Regions from separate parts of the Mus musculus genome. Here region 2 is linked to region 1. The links are chromatin loops, found by intact Hi-C in ENCODE. Cell type or tissue: left cerebral cortex. All regions are shown on one strand.

Region 1 (5,000 bases):
TTTTAAAGAGAAACCCAATTGGTGGTGTGTGGTAGTACATTCCTATAGCCTGTGCACTTGGGAGGTGGAGAAAGCAAGATCACAAGTTCAAGGTCATCTTTGACTATATAATGAGTTCAAGGCCAGCTTGAACATGAGATCAACATGAGATCCTGTCTCAAAAATAAAATAAATGGTAGGTTCAAAGTAAGAGATCATCAAAATTTGCAATATTGCAAACTACTCCAAAGAAACAGTTTCAATCATGTATAGGCCAAACAAAATACTTAAAAACAATTTTTCAGAGAAAGGGTTTCTCTGTGTAGCCCTAACCATCCTGGAACTCACTCTGTAGACCAGGGTGGCCTTGAACTCAAAGATTTGCCTGCCTCTGCCTCCCAAGTACTGAGATTAAAGGCATGAGCCATTGTGCCCAGCTAAAATACTTTAATTTTTAATAAATTTTTATAGTCACCATTATTTTATTCTTACATAACTTCTACTTCTTACATAACTTCTCTGTTTTCACACTGCCACAAAAATCTTCCAAATGGGTCCATTTGCACTTCCTGACTTCTAGTCACTCCTGGGATATGGGATATGGCTTTCCTGCTACCATGTTTTGTCACCTATAACCACAAACATGTTCCTGATGTGGAACTAGGATGCTCAGAGGGGCGAGTCTGCATTAGTCCCTTCCCCATGTGGTACAGTGGCCTGGGTGGCACTTCTCTGGATCTGCCTGCAAGACACTCTCCTAAGCACTCAACTGCATTTTCAATGGCTGTGGCATCTCAGCAACTCAAAGCAAACATGCCACAAGTTTCTTTCATTTCCCAAACCAAACTAGATCCTAAACCCTGGTTCTTCCTAGTTTTCTTGTTAATTCTATGAAATCTTCAAGTTCATTCTTGCACAGAAAATCTAGTGCGCCTTTAAAAATCACTCCAATTTAAAAATGTTTTCCCACTATGGTAGCAACAAGATGCCAACTTCCAAAGCAGGCCATGATGACATCACAACACATTTAAATATCATGTGCCCTGCCTCTGCTCTTGTCTAATTCTGCTCTATTTGTCCCCTCAGAGGGCACTCAGGCCGCTATCTTTCTGCTCCCTGAAGAGCCCAATCAAATCCCCACTTCTTTCCGATTTGGTTCCTTACCAGGATGACCTCATGTATGTACTACCCAGACTCTCCAAGCACATCACCATACTGTAATTCTTGGCATGGCAATGCCCTATTGTCTGATCACCTGCTTTATTTAGTGTAATTTCCTAACTCCAAGGGAAAGAGAATCTTGCCTGTGTAGTCCTTGTCTCTACAACAGTGCTTAGTACAACAGTGCTTAGTACAACAGTGCTTAGTACAAATGCCCACTGTAACAGAGTGCTTAAAATAGCTCTAGCTTTGAATTGTTGTTTCTGCTGGCAGACTGTGTCTCTGCAAGCTAGGTGACTCACGCGCCTGTACCCAGCAGGTCTGGTCTGCCTCTAAGCTCTCTAGGGTTCTCCTCCCTCATAGACCCACAACTACACAGCTGATGCAGGCACGGGCCTCTCTCTTTCAATGATCTGACTCAGTTTCCTTTCCTTGCCTGGCACTCATGCAGAACAGCAGCCACTAATCCTCTTCACTCGGGCTTTCACTTTCTCTGCTGGCAGCTGCTTGGGTCTAACAGTGAAGAGTCTTTTCAGTCGGATCTACGTCCTTTCCCTAGATTGCTACCCCAGGACCCTCAGGCCCAAGGCAATGGTGCCCTTGGAGTTCTACAAACGCCCCACCTGGCACCCTCCTACTGTTGGGTCTCAAGTGTTTAGAAAAGACTTACATTCAATAAAATATGACTTAGAAATCTCTATCAACAAAAGAAAGAGACAGCGGGGATACATAAAACAAAGAAAAGCCCCTTATCTCTTGAGTCTTCCGTGAGGCTGTCTGCTGGCCCTATGTGGCCTCTGCACCTGCCCGCCACTGCAAAGGCTCTGAATATGGTTACAGCTGAAACACTAGAACGTCCAGCCCATGGTCTTAGCACTTCCAGGGAGTTCAGAGACACAAATTGCTGCTCTTAGCAATGAGCTACACAATGAGTAAAACGCCTGGTCCTTTATACGATGCTCTCAGAAGCACACCCTTCCAGATCTGACTACCTGGCCCTCTTCCTTCCTTCGTCAGTTTTCTTCACACAACAATCAACATGAGGCCATAGGAAAAGGGGAACGGACAATTTCTTGTGAATGGCTTTTGAACATTTTCTTCTACAGTTCTTGTTATGGCTTGATTCTGAAATGTTCACTAACGGATTATATGTTGAATGCGTGGTCTCCAGTTTGCGCCCTATCGTGAAGGCTATACAACCTTTGGAAGTGTTGCAGCTGCTGAGAAGTAGGCCACCAGGGGCAGGCCCACTCTCTGTCTGCTCCCTGTGCTGTGCTGTGTGTGTGTGTGTGTGTGTGTGTGTGTGTGTGAGGAGCTGCCGTCTGCGGCTCTCATCTCACAGGCAGAGCTGGGTTGCCTTTGCTGCCGTGGTGGACTGAATCCACTTGGAAACTGTGAGTCAAAAAAAAAAAAAAAATCATAGATTACTACACTGGTCCTCCAGGGTTAATTAAATTATACATCCATCTGGGAGAGTGACCATGCCTTACAGTATTTTAATAAGGCTTGAAAAGCTTCCTCAGTGGCTGGCTCATATGCTACTCTAAGTATCAGATGTTAGTAGCCTTTAAAAGGTACTGGGGACTGAGCCTATGGCCTTGTGAGTAGTACCAGCCACTGAACAACATCTCTAGACCTCTTGTGGCCTTCATTACTTTTCCCAGGCTGGCCTTGGTTTCATGACCCTTTGCCGTCACTGCTGAGCGCTGGTCCTGCAGGCGGTAGCACCAGACCTACTTATCCGTCCTATAGCTGAACAGGAACACGTTGCTAAGGAGCACAGTGCTCTGCAGCAGAGGAAAGCAAGCATCCCAACGGGGAGAGCAAGCGTACTCAGGGAGGGCGAGGAGAAGCCCGAGAAGGAGCTGGTCACGATGTAATCCGCAATCTGCTGTAACGCTAATAAGCCGCTTGGGTTGTGGCCTTTCTTCATCTGCTCTTGGATGAGGCATTCCAGGTCTTCCCGAAAGGCCTGCAATACACAAAACAAGCTCCTGAGCACAGACATCTCACGTGGGTCAGGAGGCTGCAACCTTGCCCTGTGAAAACACTCTTTCTCCTAAGCCTCTTCTGAGGGTTTACTGTGCTGCTGACAATAAAATATGAAACATAAGATAATGGGTAGCAAGAGCTCTTAAGGGAGAAAAAACCATCAAAGAAATTAAGATCTACAGTAGACAGGCACATCATCTTTTTACCACACTAAAGGCTGAAAAGGAAATCTCCAGATAGCCTCACTGAACTTCCTGTAATTATGGACCAAACGTGGACACATGGTAACCGGCCATTTTAAATGCTCAGTTTAAAGCAGCTATAATTCTTTGATTCGGTTAAAAAAAAGTACACTACCTATGATATATGTCACTTATATATCAGCTCTGAGAGGGGGACATGGTCTGTTATTCAGTGCCTTCCAAGAAGATTTGAAGATAGTTTCCAACAAAAATAAACATAGGCAAGGAAGTCAAGCTAATGTGAAAAAGAAACCCAGGAGGTCAGTCAGAACCCAGGAGGTCAGTCAGAACCCAGGAGGTCAGTCAGAACCCAGGTGGTCAGTCAGAACCCAGGAGGTCAGTCAGAACCCAGGAGGTCAGTCAGAACCCAGGAGGTCAGTCAGAACCCAGGAGGTCAGTCAGAACCCAGATGGTCAGTCAGAACCCAGGTGGTCAGTCAGAACCCAGGAGGTCAGTCAGAACCCAGGTGGTCAGTCAGAACCCAGGAGGTCAGTCAGAACCCAGGAGGTCAGTCAGAACCCAGGAGGTCAGTCAGAACAGGAATGAGGTGAAGGTATTGGGCGTACACTGTAAAGTTGTACAGATTTGCTAGAAATGGGTTAAAGTTTATCTAATCTCCCAGGGAACACACATGATTCAGGAAAACCTGCTCAGCGGACTGACTAAAGAACAACTTGTTGCTTAATAGAGTTCTAAGCATTTGTTAAGGTGATCAGAAATTTCTGCTAGCTGAGCCAATATTATCTTCACAAGGTTCTTCAAACTCACACAGGTAATAAATCTCAGGGGTAAGGACACAGACACAAGCTCTTTTTGTTGGTAAAAATGTTCTCACTTCTATATAACCCACAATATAGCAAGCACCACCCTAAAGCTCTGGCTTATCTATGATGTCATGGGAGGGTGTAACAGTATCTCTGACATCAAAGATGATGTCCCTTTTATGTCTAAATGGCTTCTATAGGTTACAAAGCAAGCAATTTTTTCATTGGATATTTTATTTATTTACATTCCAAATGTTATCCCCTTTCCCATTTTCCCCTCCACAACCCCCCTATCCCATCTCTGCTCCACCTGCTTCTATAAGGGTGCTCCCCCACCTACCCTCCCACTCCTGCCTCACTGCCCTAGCACTCCCCCCTACACTGGGGCATTGAGCCTTCACCGGACCAAGGGCCTCTCCTCCCATTGATGCCTGACAAGACCATCCTCTGCTATAAATGTAGCTGAAGCCATGGGTCCCTCCATGTGTACTCTTTGGTTGGTGGTTTAGTCCCTGGGAGCTCTGGGGGTCTGGTTGGTTGATATTGTTGTTCATCCCATGGGGTTGCAAACCCCTTCAGCTCCTACAATCCTTCCCTAACTCCTCTCTTGGGGACCCCATGCTCAGTCTCATGGCTGGCTATGAGCATTCACATCTGTATTTGTCAGGCTCTGGCAGAGCCTCTCAGGAGACAGCTATATCAGGTTCCTGTCAGCAAGCACTTCTTGGCATCAGCAATAGTGTCTGGGTTTGGTGACTACATATGGGATGGATCCCCGAGTGGGGCACTCTCTGGATGGAAGAAAGCTATTTTTAATGTAAATAACCATACCCGTAGCCTTTTCATACAGTTGACAAAACAT
Region 2 (5,000 bases), 200 kb after region 1:
GGGGCTGTGTACCCACCGAGTACCTGTGGGAAGACTCCTGGCATTGTGTGCAATTTTACATCAAGGAAAACAGTTACTCAGCTCATCCTGAGCTAGGTTAGGATGAAGAGAGGAGGGAAGTAGGAGAAAGAGGGAGAAGGGATGAAGGACTCAAATAACCAAATTCCGAGGTGGGAATCCTGGGAGCTAAGTGGCAGATGCCAGCTGGAGATGAGGCCAAGGACCAGTTCTGCTGCCTGTGGGCTCCTTTACGCTCTTCAGTTCCCTAGGAATGCTGGGAATGGCGCACACACTAGAGAATTGCATAGACCTGGAGTTCTGGCTCATGATGGTTTAGCTGCCTTGGGCACCTCCCTAACTCCTTTCAACCTCTGTTCCTGTAAATGGGAGTAGTAAAATCATCCTCGGAAGAATCATCGTGACAAGTATTTGTGTGTAAAGCCCTCGGCTGTCTCAGCTATGTAGGTAGAGACACATGCTGTCGCTAGACCAGAGCATCTGGGCAGGCTCTAGGATGCTGAAAGTGGAGGACATCAGCCCTCTGTTCTTATAACAAGATGGGTGGGAATCCGAGCTGGAGCTTCAGGTCCAGGGTCCCACATTTCTTGAGCTCTTGCATGCGTGCCACATTGTCATATTTAGTGCAGTCCACCCAGTGAGGGCAGTGAGCTGTGAGCAGGGAAAAGCGTTGGTGACAACGGCTTCGGGTTTGAGAACCTCTTTCATATGCAAGACACTTTTTAATGAGTTATTCTCTTTAAGTCATGATTTAAAAATACCTGGCAGTAGAGGCTAATGTTACATCATGGGCCGCTCTGTTGCTCTTGGCTTTCAGCTTCCCTGCACACTGCTCAGCTCTTGGCTGCTGCTAGGGTTTCTCAGAAATAAAGGATGCGGAGTGAGGTTTTTGATATAGCATCTTCTAACTTTTTCCTTTTCATTTCACTGCTGTTTTTGTAGCTTTTTCTGAAAAGATCACAGACACAACATTGTGATAGGCAGCCATCTAAATGTGCACAGTTACGCACGGATAGAGAAACAGCGTGGTCTCCGCTTTAGGGAACGGCAGGATACCTACGCATTACACCATTTAGTCCACTGTATTTCTTCTTAGTGTACTCTGTGTCAGACTCTAATAATTGTAGATACTCATAAAAATGCTTATTGTATAATGGTACTCTCTCTAGTAATGGGTATCCTCATAGAATAGTTTCCCTTCCCTGCCACTTCCATCCTGGTCCTGGGTGCCTAGTTTTGCTGGTTTTGACCTTGAGTGTCAATTCTTCAGCCTTCAGTCATCTTCATAGACTGTGTTTTTCACGGCCATGGCTACTCAGCCATCCTTCCTCTTGTCCTTAGCTCAGTGGTAGTCTCTGGGTGAGCGGCTTCTGGTTCTACAATCCCTTGACCTCAACGGTTGTCTGATGTTGCGGTTTAATCATTATCTGTTGGTTGTACTCTAGGGAGTCTTTTCATGGTGTTCAAGGATACAGATGACAAAGAACTCGCTACATTTTACCCAAAACCAATGTGAGGAGCCTGAAGGCTAAGAACACAGTAAGGGAAGTTGAGAGAAGTACTGGGGGCAGAAGATACATGGGTGGGAGTAGATGCTCAGGGTTCTAAGAAGGCCTGACATGCCAATCCAAGAGGGGGGATGCAGTGAGGAGGCAGGAAATCGTGGTGAAGGCCAGGGTGTGGCCGAGAGGAGACAGTGAGGAGGAAGCCGAAGATGACTTTGACCAAACCCACTTGGGCTTGACCGTTTTCAGTTCTTAGCTGAGGGGTAGATGCTTGCTGTTGGCGATGTTAAATTTGCCCGTGAGGTTAGCAACTGCCAACGTTGATGCTTTTGATTCTGTTTTGTAAACACCCCGTTGGTGCCAACGAAATCCTTCAGTTGGAGTGTGCCTAAAATACAGGCCAAAATCTGTCAGAAAATCAATGATCTTGAAAGTATGGTGGACTCTGCCAGATATTTGCCTTTATAAATTTCCTAGGCCAGGCTGCACTCTGGACCAGCTGAGTCAGAAGTTCCCCCACAGGAGTCCGAGGTGAGAATGTTAACCTAGGCCTCCCGTAGTCCTAGCTTCGGAAGCTGCAGTAGGGGGCGCTCTTGAGTTCAAGAGGGCTGGAATAGTATAGAGGGGTCCCTGACCACAGTGGGACAGGGCTTGATTTAGAAGCATAACAGATCTGTTCTGAAAGTCAAGAAAGTGTCACAGTCAGGTTTTCAGGGGCTGGTATTCATCTGAGTTCACAACGGGTTTCCCTTCGGATCCGTGGAGGTGTTAACGTATGAATGGAGGCGGTTTGGTTTTTTTTCTGGGCAGTGGAATAGGACTGTGTATTGAACCGAGTGCCTTGTGGTACTAGGCAAGTGCTTAATACTGAGCTACACCCTCAGTTGTAAGACGGATCCATAGCAGTCCAAGTACTTTTTGTGTTTGTGTGTGTGTGGTACTAGGAATGGATTCTAGGGCCTAGTGCATACGAGGCAAGCAGCCTTCCCTGAGCCGTATCCACGGCCGCCCTTTTCTTTGTACTTTGAAGTAGAGTAAGTATCAGCGATTTGTCCAAACTGGCCAGGAACCTGCGATTCCTTTACTTTGTTCTCCTAAGTAGTGGCTTCCCACCAGATATTTTGGCTCCCTCTTTCTCTGAGACACACATGAGGGAATACAGGCTAAGTAGCTGAGGACAGGGAAAAATGCCCCTCTGAAGACAGGATTCGGAAGCAGCCGCCCTGTAAGGAACGTGGACATGACCGGGTGACAGATGGGACCGTTTCCAGTGATCCTCCTTCCCTTGAGTAATTCTGCCCCGAGACTCCCCAGAGTTGAAAGTCCAGTTGGTGAGGTCGTCCTTGTGCTGACAATGCACTGGTAGGGTTTCAGTGAGTCGTATAACCAGCGTGAGCTACACTACGGGGGAATCTATTGAGGCCATCATAAGTACTGAGGTATGAAAACCCAGGTGCTGGTGGCTGAAGACAGAGAAGCAGACACAAGGGGCAGCCGTGGGTAAGCTGCAGCAGTCAGGTTGTCAGTCCGTGAAACCCTGACGGAGCTGTCTCCTGGCACTTCCCATTATGCACAGCTTTGTGCATCAGGTTGTTTCTGGGTAAATATGATCTTTCATTACTTGTTTACAATGAGTTGCAAAAGCCCAAACACTGACAGTGTCTACTGCTGGCCAAGATAGAGAGCAACAGGAACTCTTGTTCATTGCTGATGAAGCCTGGCCCGGGCAGTTTGACAGTTATATGCATGCTAATAAACGCTTGTCGTATAACTGAGCGGTCACATTCCTTCGTCTTTACCCAGATATGTTGAAATAGTATGTGCACACAAAAGCCGTGTCTGCACAGAATTGTTTGTGGCAGCTTCATTCATAGTAACCCAAACTTGGAAGCAGCCTAGATGCCTTTCTGCAGGTGAGGGGCAGATGAGCTGCAGTACAGCTAGTTATTGGAGTATCATTCAAGACTAAAAGAGTTGAGATATCTCACCCTGAAAAGGCATGCGGAACTCTTACCCTCCTCTTGGTAAGTGAGAGAAGCCAGTCTGAAAAGGCTATGTGTGATTCCAGCTGAATGACATTCTGGGAAAAGCTAGCTATGGAGATGGTAAGGAAAGCCAGAGATGACCAGGGCCCAGGGGAGAGTGAGTTGAACAAAGTCGGGTAGTTGAACAAAGATGACTTTGGGGGTCAGCAAAAATACTGTATGCTCAGACATGGTGGTACATATCTGCGCTTGAGGCCAGCACGACTTGTGGTAAGTTCTAGATCAGCCTGGGACTGTGTGGGAACCGTGCACTTTTGTTGTGAACCCGGAGCTGCTCCCAAAGCTAAAATGCCTATGGAGGAATGTATTGAAGGGCTGGTGAGGTGGCTCAGCGGGTAAGGGTGCTCGCTGCCAAGTCTGACGATGTAAATTGGATCCTTGGAACCCACATCATGGAGGGAGAGCCGATTTCTGCAAGGTGCCCTGTCTTCCACGTGTATGTGCACGTATAGGCACTCAGACAAACAAGTGTAATTTAGAAATGAAAGGACATCCTTTGAGCTTGGGATGGCAGTGCCCGTAGTTTCCGGACCTCAGGAGGCCGAGTGTGCCATTCCAGCAACAACAGCAACACAACAACAAGTCCCCCAAACAAACAGCCCTTCTTTAATCAAATGCCTTGTCTACCTTGCCCTCTAGCGCTCCAATCATGCTTTATGCTCGTGATGCATGGGGCTGGGGGCCGAGTGCTTGCCCATAACGCAGTACTGGCTTTTCGTGAAGTCGTTGGTTAGGTTGACATAGGACTGTGTCTAAAAGGCTTATCTGTTGGATAATGTCACTAGCTGTTGAGTCAAGGTCTTTTTGAGGAGTCTACCAAGCAGGGGTTGGAGAGATGGCGTAATGGTTAAGTGCTTGGGCTAGGACCTAGTTTGATTTTCAGCTCACAGCTGGCTGTAAGTCCAATTCCAGGAGATCTGATACCGTTTGGCCTCCAAGAACACCAGGCATGCACATATTACACATACATACATACATACATACATACGTGTAGGTAAAGCATTCATATAAATAAATATAAGAGATTGACAGTCTCATCCATTTATAAAATTAGTTTTAGGCATTTTCAGCCCATCCCTCTCACGCCCCACTTTCTCGTTGAAGACTTTCTTCATGAAGTTACCTCCTGTTCTCACACCTTCTTTCTCTGTGTTACGTGTAATCCATTTAGGTTAAGAGTTGCTCGCACAAGTTTGGGTGAGATACTATCTATTGAAGCATAGGCTACAATGAAGCTATCAGTGGCTACATCACTGAAGAGAGTTAACACCCAGAAACCAGCTGCCAGTAGTCTCTCGGGAGGTGGGCAGGCCTTATCCATGCAGACCTGTCCACTGGTCCAGTCTTGTGCAGGCCTTGTGAGGATAACCACAGCCGCAATGAGGTCGTGAGTGCTGCCTGGTTATGCCGTGTTACGCATCTCTCCATCCGT

Evidence for each region. Hi-C counts contacts between places; a loop is a spot of excess contacts. Peaks named below come from ENCODE experiments on the same cell type or tissue, not always from the same donor. Only the 100,000 strongest peaks of a DNase experiment are listed, where the experiment ranks them.
Region 2: a loop joins it to region 1, with 2.5 times the contacts of the local background. A loop is called at or near these places in 5 of 42 quality-filtered maps.

Annotation. Positions count from the first base shown.
Region 1 is chr19:53,224,703-53,229,702 of GRCm38, reverse strand. It overlaps Add3 (adducin 3 (gamma)), which reads right to left. Exons shown (of 15, transcript NM_001277100.1): 3 at 2,974-3,112. Among named protein-coding and RNA genes, the nearest start is that of Gm52402, 18 kb to the right of the region's middle. In left cerebral cortex, no CTCF peak of the experiment used is centred here; DNase peaks (open chromatin) are centred at 1,440, 2,436 and 2,811; H3K27ac peaks cover 298 bases.
Region 2 is chr19:53,026,270-53,031,269 of GRCm38, reverse strand. All of the region lies in intron 1 of Xpnpep1 (X-prolyl aminopeptidase (aminopeptidase P) 1, soluble), which reads left to right. Among named protein-coding and RNA genes, the nearest start is that of Xpnpep1, 9.8 kb to the left of the region's middle. In left cerebral cortex, a CTCF peak has its summit at 2,104 (motif pointing right); DNase peaks (open chromatin) are centred at 473 and 781.